2 separate regions of the Homo sapiens genome follow, and region 2 is linked to region 1. Evidence: chromatin loops called from intact Hi-C (ENCODE). Cell type or tissue: GM12878. All regions are shown on one strand. Links, peaks and the distances in the headings refer to the core of each region. The heading gives the core; the rest is flanking DNA.

The links. A loop is a pair of places that touch in the nucleus more often than their neighbours do. Peaks named below come from ENCODE experiments on the same cell type or tissue, not always from the same donor. Only the 100,000 strongest peaks of a DNase experiment are listed, where the experiment ranks them.
Region 2: it touches region 1 in a loop (11-fold over the local background); 107 of 110 quality-filtered maps call a loop at or near these places.

What each region holds. Positions count from the first base shown.
Region 1 is chr1:223,078,664-223,084,975 of GRCh38, reverse strand. No RefSeq gene overlaps it. Among named protein-coding and RNA genes, the nearest start is that of TLR5, 61 kb to the left of the region's middle. RefSeq lists an enhancer at 5,850-6,312. In GM12878, for the core only: a CTCF peak has its summit at 3,389; a DNase peak (open chromatin) is centred at 3,545; H3K4me3 peaks cover 327 bases.
Region 2 is chr1:222,789,834-222,796,145 of GRCh38, reverse strand. No RefSeq gene overlaps it. Among named protein-coding and RNA genes, the nearest start is that of DISP1, 22 kb to the left of the region's middle. In GM12878, for the core only: CTCF peaks have their summits at 1,410 (motif pointing left) and 3,205 (motif pointing left); no DNase peak of the experiment used is centred there.

The sequences.
Region 1 (6,312 bases), core at 830-5,829:
TTCAAAGTCCAGCTCCTGGCAAGAGCTGATCTCCTGGAACAGCCTCAAAGAGGCCCCTCCCCAGCACTCTCCCCACTGCCCTTCCCTACCTTTGAAACATCTTCTGGCCTCAGATCTCCTCTGCATCCTCAGTTCATGATGTGGCCCTGCTCCAGCCCTGGATTCTTTCCAAATTCTCCCTCCACCTAGACCAGCTGCTTGTCCTCCCAGAAGGGCCCTGACTAAAAGCCTGCAGCGTCAGGTCTGGGGGTTGTGAACCTGTTGTTCCCTAATCTCCCGTTACAATCCATCTCGAACACATTGTCCCTGAAGCCATTATCATCCATTTCAAACAGAATTTATTAAGTGGGAAGAGACGCTCTGAGACTCTCAGGCAAATTCCATTTCTTTGGCGTCGAAAGAAAACAGCCACTCGGAGCAGCCTGGTTTCCATCCACTACAGTGCCAAATGCCTCCGCCTTCTTTCCTGAGGGCCTAAGGTCAGAGAGAGCAGCAGAAGGCCTTGTCAAACTCGGGCCCTTCTAGTAACTTCCAAAGCCTCCAGGGGTGTGGCCAACGTTGTTGAGAACGGGAATATCTGCAGAGGACCTTAGGGTGAGCCTCTCCAAAACTGAGGAAGTACAATGTATGGGGCACGCCTTTTGTCTCCATTCTAGCCCTTCCACAGGTACAGGGGGAGCCTTGGGTGTGGGCGACCCCGACGCTGTGCTAAGGCTGGCATAAGGGAACGTGATGGGCATCCCAAGCAGCCTTCAGTTTACAGGCGTGCTCCAAGCGCCTGCTGTGCACGATGTGGTGTATTAGGCACCATGGGGGTGAGGCTGGGGAAAAACAAACCTCAGACTATACACGTGCACCAGCATCAACTGGAGAAGACAAACATACGCGCCACAGTTAATTAGCCCTACAAAACAGCACCGGCTAATGAAGTGGCGCTGGAAATAATGTGTGTGATATATTTACTGTAATTTAGTTTGTTTTCTGCCAGAATAACGCAAGCTCAGACGTGCCAGGAAGAAGGACGTGAGTTAGTCCTGGAAGGGTAAGAAAGATTTAGATCCACTGGGGCTCCCCCTGGCCCTTCCGTAGTGCCGGACGTCCTCACGTTGCCCCTGACCCAACACATATCTCACTCCAGTCTAAGGATTAGTAATGTACTCCTTGCTAACGCTTTCCCAAGGAGATGGAAGAAAGTTTTTCTCACAACCGAAACAGCAAAAGCTTACCCCAAACCCCTTTCCACTACATGCTCTGACCTCTCTGCTCCCACAGCAATGGGCTCATCCACCCCCAACACCCCCGAGACCTCCTCCTCATGTTCTCCAAACTTCCAAGCCATCTTTCACTTCGAAATCCCATTCCCTTTAGCATTCCATCGGTTCAGCAGTGGCTGGCCAGGCCAGAACCAGGTATTGTGGGTGGAATTGTGTCTACTACAAAAGTCATTTGCTGACGTCCCATGTTCCTTAGAATAGCACCTCATTTGAAGATAAGGCTTTAGAAAGGTAATCAAGTTAAAATGAGGCCATTACTCATCCAAAATGAATAGTGTCCTTATAAAAAAGAGAAACGTGGAGACAGCCACACACACAGAATGATGCATGAAGACACATGAAGATGGTCGACTACCAGCCAAGCAGAGGGGCCTGCAACAGATTCTCCCTCACAGCCCACAAAACGAATCAACCTGCCAACATCTAGATCTCGGACTTGCAGCCTCCAGAATTGTGAGGCCACAGGTTTCTGCTGTGTAAGCCTCCCGGTCTGTAAGACTTTGTTACAGCTGCTGTAGGAAGCTAACACACCCCTCCAGGAGCCCCTGGCTGTGTACAGGAAGCTTCGACTCACATGCTAAGGTGTGAGGGGGGCATGGCAGGTGCTCCGGGAAGGGGAAGCAGCAAAAGCAAAGGCGCGAAAGCAGGATATTCAGGGAGGCCAGCAGCCTGGCTCTGGGGAGGAGTTTGTGATGAGGAGCATAAGGTAACAAGGTGGCCAGGCCAGGTCAAGTACAAACAGGGCTAGATGCTGAATTTACGTGTGACATGCATTGCAATATTCATTTCTTCTTTGTTCCACAGAGACTGCAGGCAGCAGGGTAGCCTTTCCAGGTGCTATAAAGAGTCATTTCTCTGGGACCCAGACTTCAGTCTGAGTATCTTCGCAGCAGATGTGTCCTGTGGGTGGTACCACTTGGTGTCACACCCTCCATCCCATGCCTGCAGCTCCTTCTACAGCACTCAGCTCTGTGCACATCTTGGCATTATCTGGGTCTGCCTCTCTCTGTTTTCCCTGTGGCCTGGTGTCCCTCTGCGGGTGCCCAGTCACACACCTGCACGGGGGGAGGGCCACACACCGTGGACAGCAGTGGAAAGAGCACTGGGCTTAAAGTCAAGGGACTGGGCTGAAGGAGTTCGGGAAGTGCCACCCAAACACGGTATGCCAGCTACCTTGAACCGAAGGCACTGGGCAGCACAGGATGCAGGCGGAGGCTTGCTCTGAGCTGCCTTTGTCTGCCTAAAGACGGACCCTCCAAAGGGACCTCAATTATCATGAATCCCCCTCCCCAGGAAATTCATGAGCCAGGGGAGACTCGCATCACAGCAGAGGGGACTGAAGGTTGATGCCATGCCCAGGCCAACTTTGTCATAGGCTACCCATATTCTCCCAAGGGCCCATTCATCTTTCCCCAAATCATTCATTCTCCCCATGGCACCTCCATCCCCTCTCCTGCCTCCGCGGTGAGTCAGGCGCATAAGCTTCTAGGTCTCTCATTGGTTTGGAGATATTCACTTTTCTTTCCCATGATGCATCCATGTGCATAATAAATGTGGTCACCCTTCCTCCTGCTAATCCGCCTGCTGTCAGTTTATTCCATAGACTCCATTATGGAGCACTCAGAGGGTAAGGTTTCCCCTCTTCCACGGAGCCTTGCTGAGCCTCAGTTTCCCTATGAGGCAGGCATACTTCACCATCTCCTTTCAGGCTGGATATTCATTCTAAGGCCACACATGAATATGAGAATATTCAGGCCTTTTAGGTAGAATATTCTAAGAATCTTAAACGATGGTACCTCTTAGTGGAAGCAGTATTCTGACAAACCAATGGGGCAGGGAGGGTGGGAAATGGTGTTTTATGGTCACTCTGGGACCCCAGGCAAGGTAATCCTAATGGAAGCTCAGGCTTTTGGGGCGGGCTTTTTTTTTTCCTGTCTACGAATGGAAACATGAAGCAGATTTCGCAGTATCTCCCAGGGAACTGGACAGTCTACTTTGGGGCCGGCGCAGAAGAGATGACCCCTGACCACCTCCCGGTGTGCTGGCTGCGGCTGGACCCGAGGGCGCGTCCTCCCGAGCCTCTGCGGCTACTCTTCTCGCCGCCCCCAGGTGGTGCTGCAGGACCACAGCCTCGAGGCTCCTCCGCCCCAGGTGCCCGCCCGGCAGCCCCAGACCTGCCTGGATTTACTCCCTTCAGCGGGAGGAGACACCAAGAGGCCGACGCGTAAATTCCAGGCCTGGCCTTCTTCCAGCGCTCCAAAACCTTCTGGAGCCTTCTCAATCAATAGACTCAAAGGCTTTTAGCGTGTCCCTGCCACTTGACGTCAGAGGTGACACGGGTCTGTGAGCCTGGCTGCTGGAATTCACACTCAGCCAACACCCAGCTCGGGGCTGTTCCCCTTGAGCCTGTCCCAGTGCCCGGAGGGGCCTCTTTCCCTCATTCCTCCCCTTCTAGAAACCCTAGACACAGCGCCAACACCACACCCGGAGGCGCCGGCCTCAGGGGAGAAACCACAGTATACACACACCACACATACTATGTGTACACACACTACACAGTGGACACCCACCACACGCACAATACACATGCACGACACCCTGCACACACGTGCCACAGGTCAGCCTGGAAGCACGATCACAGAATGGGAGTCCTGTGGTGAAATCCTCGCTGATCTAGAAACAGCTGCACGGCCGCCCTTCCCGGGGAGAGTCCCAGGTCCTCAGAAGAGCCCCAAGTTGCAGCCCGGCCCATGCCTACCTGCAGCCCTGCAGCAGCAACACACCTGGAGGCAGAGAGAACTTTGGAATATGCTAGAAAGCCAGTAAGCGCACATCTCCTCAGAGCTTTGCTACTTTTGTCAAGAGTTCCATGCTACTTTATGAGGTAATGGAAAGACAAGGTTAAAGCTGATTGAGCTCAAGCTACATCTTTTACATGTTAAGGGCCCTCATTGGACCCTGACCCTGGCTACTCATGAGGGAGACTTTTCCTCCCTCTCCTGTGGGCCTGTGTGAGCCAGGCATGGAGCTTTGCCTGGGCACTGGTCCTTCCCCCCCAGGGCTGTGAGGGCAGGATCCATGGCCCTGGCAGAGTGAGGCTGGGGCCGGCATTGGAGCCTGAGGGGCAGGAGACCCCAGAGAGTTCCTCCGGAGCAGCACAGGGTGGGCATTGGGGTCAGAGCCTGTGGCCTTCAAACCTGGTTGCTCACACTACTGCTTCTCAGTACAGCCAAGGTGGTGCACGAATCCAAGAGAAAAGGTGAACGGAGAAGCCCGGTCCTGTGGGCCAACCCCAGGGAATGCGCTTCTTGGAGAACTGGGAGGCCTGAGCCCTGTCCTGTGGCTGGGGACAGTCCAATCTGTGATGCAGTAGATGCTGGGGGCCTCACGGAGGGCTCTGAGCTGAGGGTCCTTTCCACCCCCAGCCCAACCTCAGGGCCAAGAAAAGAAGGTGCTCAGTGACCCCGCACGAGCTCTTTCCCGGGTGCGCGAATTTCATGCAGTTATATTAAAATAGAAATACTCAAAGCCGCTTGGACCCAACTGACTAGCTGGGCATTAACATGGTGCCTAGGTAGGTAGGGCCTTCCTGGATTCCAGCTGTTGGACCCTTTTCTCAACAATGCTTACTTACACAAGCAACTAGGGATTGGCCCCCAAAATGAGGATTGCTGGGACTTGCAAATGATAATTGTCACCAAATAGGGTCTGGATAATTAGAATGAAGGATGATTAAAAGCGTGAGGAATCTTGGAAGTTTAAAGAGTCCAGCCTCTCCACGAGTGTAGGAATTCATTCTCATTCTCCCGGCAGGGATGATCCGGCCTCTGTGTGAACACTTCTAGGGACAGGGCACCCCCTTTTGGAAATCAGACCACTCCAGTATTAAAGAGTTTATTATTCACTCCTGCGTGGGCGTAAAATCTGCCTTCTGAGACTTTGGCCTGCGGGTCTGAATTCCACCTCTGAACCTCCAGAGAGGAGCCTTCCCCTCCCACTCAGCAGGTCACCCATGTCTCTGTCACTGACCACTGTCCACAAAGGGGCTGTTTAAGAGGGCAAGGGTGAGTTGGCAGCTACTTGGATCAAGGCGACCTGCCACACTCATTCTGGGGAAGTCACCAGAGTACATGGCCGAGGCTGGAAGGCAGATGTTTGAGTCTGTCAGAGTCTGTGCATTGACAGGATCCAAAAGCCTGGGGCAGCAGATGAGAGGTTCACAGCTGCTATGTACCCCTCCCCACGTGGAAAGGCAGACACAGGGGGACCCGTGGCCCTCACGTAGAATGCGTGGTCTCCAATGGTGGCCTTGGACCCCTCTTCCCCTGTGATCAGCCCCAGCAAGAAGCGAGGCTGTCCCCCTTCCCCCTGTGTCGAGCCATAGAAGGAGCAGCAGTCCTGGGCCCAGCCTTTAGCAGTCCTGGCAGTTTCCTCTTTCTCTTGGGAAAAGCCAGCGACCACACTGTAAAGCAGCGCTGATGAGTCTCCTGAACAGTGAGCACACATGTAGGGTAGAAGCTTCAACTCTCCTCTACCTGACCATCTTCAGTCATCATCCATGCCCCAGTTGTACCACGGCTGGTGCCAGCACAGCCCTGCAACCCTCCTGCTTCTGCTCAGGACTCCACTGCCTGCTGCTCCTAAGCCCCTCTGCTGGCTGCACTGCCCAAGCCGGAACCTGGCTGGGGGCCTCCCTCCTCCCTCTGGCCTCTTCTCCCCAGCCTGGAATGGCCCAAGCCCTGATGGAGGAATAAACGTTCCAGCAGCCAGAGCTGGAGAAACATCTGAACGAGGTCACAGATTGGCGTTGATGGATGGACCCCCAGGTTTCCTGAGGGCCTCATAATTTTTTTTTTTTTTTTGAGACAGTCTTGCTCTGTTGCCCAGGCTGGAGTGCAGTGGCGCCATCTCGGCTCACTGCAACCTCCACATCCCAGGTTCAAGCAATTCTCCTGCCTCAGCCTCCCAAGTAGCTGGGATTACAGGCACCTGCCACCACGCCCAGATAATTTTTGTATTTTTAATAGAGAGAAGGTTT
Region 2 (6,312 bases), core at 647-5,646, 290 kb after region 1:
CACCTGGAAGCTTGGAGATCCCAGGAACTGCAGGGCTTTAAAGAGGGAGTCACAGCCCTGGCTCAGGGAGCTCCAAGGTCTGGGATCCCCGAAGGGCCACAGCTCATCTCTCCTTTTCTTTGCCTGCAACATGGCAAGCAAGGGGCATGTTTCAGCTCTGTTTGCATTATAGCTCTTTTAGCCCCGCCATTCAATGGGTCCTGAGTTCTTGTCCTGTGACGAGGAAGAATGAGGTATGCAGACAAGTGGAGAGTGGGTAAGATGAAGCGGAGCTTTATTGAGTGATAGAACAGCTCGGTCTCCCACAGAAGGCAGCGCCTTTCTGTAGCTATGGTGTCCCATTGGCGAGTGTTCAGCTCCTGGCAGAGAGGAGACCCTGTTGTAGGAAGCTCCTCTCTGCAGACAAGTTATACCATTTTCTCTGCAGCTCTCAGCAGAGAGGAGTCCCTGAAGTGGGTAGCTCCTCTCTGCAGCTGTTCATCCCAATGTCTACTCAGCTCTGGATGAACCCAGGACTTTTATGGGCCTCAGAGGGGAGGAAGTGTGTGCCGATTGGTCCACAGGTGGCCATGGGTGGGCCGGGAAAAGGCACCAGGAGTTCCTACTCTGGTTCATGGGACTAGCAGTCCAGCCCACAGTCTTCAGGCCCTCCCTAGCCTGAATGTGGGGCCTCACCAGGGACCTGCCCACTTCTGCCCAGGAACCTGTCTGCCTTCAGCTGCCATCCATGGTATCCAGGCTGTAGTTGCCAAGGGGCACCTGCAGGCCAGTGCAGAGCTGCCCTTAGCCACCCTTGGCTTCCTTCCTATGCTTGTTGGTGCCCAAAGTCCAGAAGTGGCTGAGATGGCAAGAAGCTGGCATGTCAGCACTGCCCCAAGAGTGTGCACACTTGGCTGGGCTCCAACAGTGCCTGGGCTCAGCCTGACTTTGCTTCAAGATAGAAGCAGGTGCCTACAGCAGAGAGAAGCCAGGCAGTGGGAGCAGGCACTTCCAAGCCTGTGAGGGTAGGAGGAGGCCTTCCAGGGCCCCTAAGAGTGTAGAGATGCCTGGGTCTGCAGCCACAGTTTGGGCGGCTACAGCTGTGGGGGTGGAGGAGGGGCAGGAGGGGAGGTGGCTCCTGCCTGCTCCATGGAGCAGGAGGCCTGGATCTGCAGCCCTGGTTTGGGCAGCTGAAGCTGTGCATCAGAGGTTGGAGCTCCCACCTGCTCCCGGGCCCCAAGAGCACAGGGATGTCTGGGTCCGCAGCTGTGGCTTGGGCGGCTGCAGTGGCATCCAAGGAGCTCCTGCCCCAACTCAGAATGGGTGGGGCTCCCACTTCTCCCCAGTTCCTGCTGGCTTCATGGAGTGTGCAGCCCTGGCTGCGCCTCCCTGCTGCAGCTGGCATGATGGCAGCGGTTGCTACAAATGGCCTGCCACTGCCATCAACTGGAAGTCCAAGATCAAAGTGTTGGCAGGTTTGGTTTCTCCTGAGGTCTCTTTCCAGACTTGCAGATGGCTGTCTTCTTTCTCTCTGTGTCCTTACGTCACCTCTCCTCTGTATGTGTGCATCCCTGGTGTATCTCTCTCCTTTTACAAGAGCACCAGTCCTACTGGATTGGTGTCCTACCCTCATGACCTCATTTAACCCCTTTACCTCTTTAAAGGCCCTATCTCCTAATACATTCTAAGGTACTGGCGGGTAGGGTATCAACATATGAATTGGGGATGGGCACAATTCAATCCATAACACTTATTTAGTAATCTTCTGCTTATCATGAGGGAAGGGATCTGGTCTTGTTCATATCTCTACTCCATGTGCCTTAGTCCAATGCATGGTACATAAACATTTCTTAACCCACTTTTTGTTGATTTAGAGGTAGAGTGAAGACTATGGAGGTTGAAGTCAGGTGATGGAGAGATTTAGATGCTAAGAATAGGAGTTTAAATGCTTAGAATAAAGAAAGGGGCTGGGGGTTGTATGGTGAGAAGTACTATTCAAGAGAATTACTCTGTCAGCAATGTAGAGGATTTGTTGGAGGTAAGAGGAAAAGGAAGCAGGAAATTCTATCACTGTGGCCCAGGCCAGGGGCACTGAAGACCTGTTCCAAAGCTTGGATGTGACAATTGATTAGGAATGGAAGCAAAGGAGAGGAAGCAGTTCAAAAAAAAAAAAAAAAAGTTTGGGTTTTTAAACTTTATTTATTTTTAATTGACAAAAATAATTATGTGCATTTATGAGGTACAACATGATGTTTTGATCCATGCACACATTGTAGAAAGGTTAAATCCAGCTAATTAACATATCTAACATATCTATCACTTCATCAATTTATCTTTTTTCTTGTGAGATGTTAAAAATCTATTATTTTAACAGTTTTGAAATACACAATACATTATTATAGATCATTGAAACGTATTCCTTCAGTCTAAACTGAAACCTTGAACCCTTTGATCAACATTCCTTCGCTTCTCCCACCCTTCTCCCCCTCACCAGCCGATGGTAACCACAACCATCTTTCTGCTCACTGTTTCTATGAAATTTACTTTTTTAGATTCCACATATAAGGGAGATCACCCAGTATTTGACTTTCTGTGCCTGGCTTATTTCACTTAGCATAACTGAGATTTTTGAGCTTGATGACTTAAGAGAACAAGTCATGTTTCCATTCAAGTCAAAAGGTGGTGCTCAGGATGAATATGATGAGTTTGAGAAGCAGTTCAGCTACATGGATGCTACCTGAGAGATTTTCAATGTGGGAAACGAAAAGACAAGTTTAGTTCCTATTGCAAAAAAAGTTGAAAATGTGGGTCGGTTGTCCAAGAAAGAGCCGTAAGAGTAAGCTGCATGGTGGTCAAAACTTTGGCTGTTTTATTCACTCTTGTATACTCAGCTCCTAGTCAATGTCTGGCACATATATAATGTTCAATAAATATTTGTTGAATAGATGAAATAGGGATTGAGGAGTGATCTGCATTGCAGGCACTGCAGTGAGAGAGATGGTTGTTAAAATCGAAGGCATGAAAGAGGAAAAAGAGGGGAAGCAAGGAATAAGGCCAATTACTCCTACTTGACTTCAAATTATTTCTCTGCAAATTATGTGAAACACAACAGATAATTCTTATCAAAATCAAATAGAGAAAAATCAATCTCAGTACCTCTGCAAAAAAATACAGGCATTTGGGGGTGGGCAGGGTGTTGATAATGTGTTATCAAATAGCAACACCTAGTGATCAGTTCCGAAAACAACATGGGGATTTTTCAATGAGTTTTTTAGTGAAGTTTTTCATAGAACTCAGACATGCAGAAAAGGAAACTTATCGAAATTGACCAGTTTTGCAGGTGGTAGTAACAATGATAACTAATATTTGTATGACACTTAATAACTTATAAAATGCTCTCTTATACTTTATCTCATTTGATAACAGATGAATATTGTGGTAGAATAAAGGTGAGGTTGATGTAGAGAAGATGGTTGGGGTCTGGGCTACTTGTTATGATTGAATCCAGCACAGTGGCAGGCAGCCAAAGAGGAAGGTTTGATTTCTGAACAGGTTTTACTCCAACAATTTACCATAGAGTGTACGCAGGTCCTCCATCTCTGCCTTTCATTGCAGAAATGGTGGGTTATAAGCAGTGGTAGGCAAGAAAAGGGGGATTTAAAGAAGCATCTCTAAGGAGAGCCATGCAGCTACACACACACACACACACACACACACACACACACACACACGAATACGAACACATACGCATATATATGTGCACACGCACGCACGCGCACACACACACACCCTTTCTCCCTCTACCCACAGGTGAAAACTTAATCCAATTTGTCAGACCCTCTTGTTGATTTCCATTTGAACCTCATCAACCTTTTTAAATTTTCCTACTCTCAGTCCCTGAATCCTGAACTGCAGAGGCTGACTGCTCTGGGACTTGAATGCCAGTTCCAACACTTCCTTACTGCCTGACCTTGAACAAATCACTTAATCTTCTGTGTCTCAGTTTCACCACCTATAAAATGGGAGTAATAACAGAACCTACCTCCTAGGTTTGTTACGAGGTTTAAATGTGTTTGTATCTCAAGCACTTAAAAATTCCTATCTTATAATAAATATTAGCAATTACTTTTCTATCATCATATTCTAACTATTTATTTACATTTGATGCCTTTTTCCCTAAACTTCAGTTTCCTTGAGTATAGAATACTTTTTCCTTTTTTTTTAGAGATGAGGTCTCCCTATGTTGGCCAGGCTGGCCTCTAACTCCTGAGCTCAAATGATCCTCCTGCCTTGGCCTCCCAAAGTGCTAGGATTACAGGCATGAGCCACCATGCCCAGCCTCTTGAGTATAGAATATCGTTCATCTCTGAAACCCTAACACTTAGGTATGGCACATAGTAGGACTAGGTAAGCAGTTAGCTTCAGAGATTTCAGAGGAATAGCAGGATGTCTGAAGAGTTTCCTGGAATATGGTGCTATTTAAAGCAGGTCATATTAGGGGACCCAGGCAGGCTGTCCAGTCTAGAATTCTTAGCTGTCCTTAACTTGTGAATGGGCAGTCTTGGGTAGGCTAAAAAGGCACAGCAACAGAAATTGGAAGGGGATCCACGTACAAGAACTAAGGATAACATGGGCAAGATGACTCAGGATTCAGGAACAGGACAGAAACTTTGATAACAGAATTGGAGCAAATCCAAGGCTGGACTCTCACTGCATCTTTCCTGGATAGATTTAATAGTCTCGTAAGTCTCCCTTTTTCAATTATTTCTCACACTGCCACCAGAGTCAGCATTCTAACACTCTGATTATGCCATTTCCTTGTTCATAAATTAAATGTTCAGTGGCCCACTGTGTCAGCCATTGTCTCATTTTCAAACTCCTCTTCTATACTCAGTTTGGTGCTGCTGGGATCAGGACTTTGCAAACCACTTTTCTGTTTGCCAGCTGGCTCCAAGCTAGACTCTGCCAAGAGAGGTTGGTAGAGGGAGACTGCGAGGCTGGAGAAGAAAGAAGGAATTTTTTTCTGCTTCCTGTCAGTCTCACCCTAGTAATTCTTCTTCACCAGGCAGCAGCAATTAGTTTAGTCCCAGTACCAGCACTTGGTTCCAGTTGGCAGTTTTTCCAACACTTATAGGGGTAGCCTGATCATCGTGCCTCCTTCAAGACACCAGTAGCAGCCAGTCCATCCCCACCATATCCAGAGGTCCAGGTCTCAGCCCCACAGGGCCTTTCCTCTGAGCTCAGAGACACTAACACTCCAAGGTCTGAGCTTTAGCTCTGCAAAGTTCTTCTTCCAAACTTATAAGTGTTTTCGCTTTGTTTAAATATTGGTAAACATGTAACATGAAACTTACCACCTTCACCATTTTTAGTGTGCAGTTCAGTGGTGTTAAGTACACCCACATTATTGTGCAGCCAATACCCAGAACTCATTTCATCTTGCAAAACTGAAACTCTATACCCATCAAGTAATGACTCCCCATTTCCTCTTCCCCCCCATATTAATCCATTTTTGCACTGCTGTAAAGAACTGCTTGAGACTGGGTAATTTATAAAGAAAAGAGGTTTAATTTACCTACAGTTCTGCATGGCGGAGGAGGCTTCAGGAAACTTACAATCGTGGTGGAGGAGGAAGGAGGCACGTCTTACATGGCAGCAGGCGAGAAAAGAGCAGGGGAAACTGCCACTTATAAAACCATCAGATCTTGTGATAACTCACTCACTATCACAAGAACAGCATGGGGGAGACTGCCTTCATAATCCAATCACCTCCCACCAGGTCCCTCCTCCACACGTGGGGATTACAGTTAGAAATGAGATTTGGGTGGGGACACAGAGCCAAACCATATCACTCCCACAGGCCCCTGGCAACCACCATTTCTGTTTTCTGTTTCTATGATTTTGACTACTCTAAGTACCTCACATAAGTTGAGTCATACAATATTTGTCTATTTGTCCCTGGCTTATTTCATTTAGCATAATATCCTCAAGCTTCATCCACCTTATAGCATGTGTCAGAATTTACTCTCTTTTTGGAGTTGAACAATATTTCATTGTAGGTAATTAAAACGTTTATCCATGCATTCATTGATGGACACTTGGGTTACTTCCATCTTTTGGCTCTTGCAAATAGTGCCTCTATGAACATGGGTGACATAGTTTGGCTCTGTGTCCCCACCCAAATCTCATGTTGAATTGAAATTTTCGCTTGTCAGGAGAGGGGCCTGGTGGGAGGTGATTGGATCATGGGTGTGGATTTCCCCCTTGCTGTTCTCATCATAGTGTTCTCACAAAATCAAAAAATTTTAAAACACAAAATAGTTTAAAAGTATG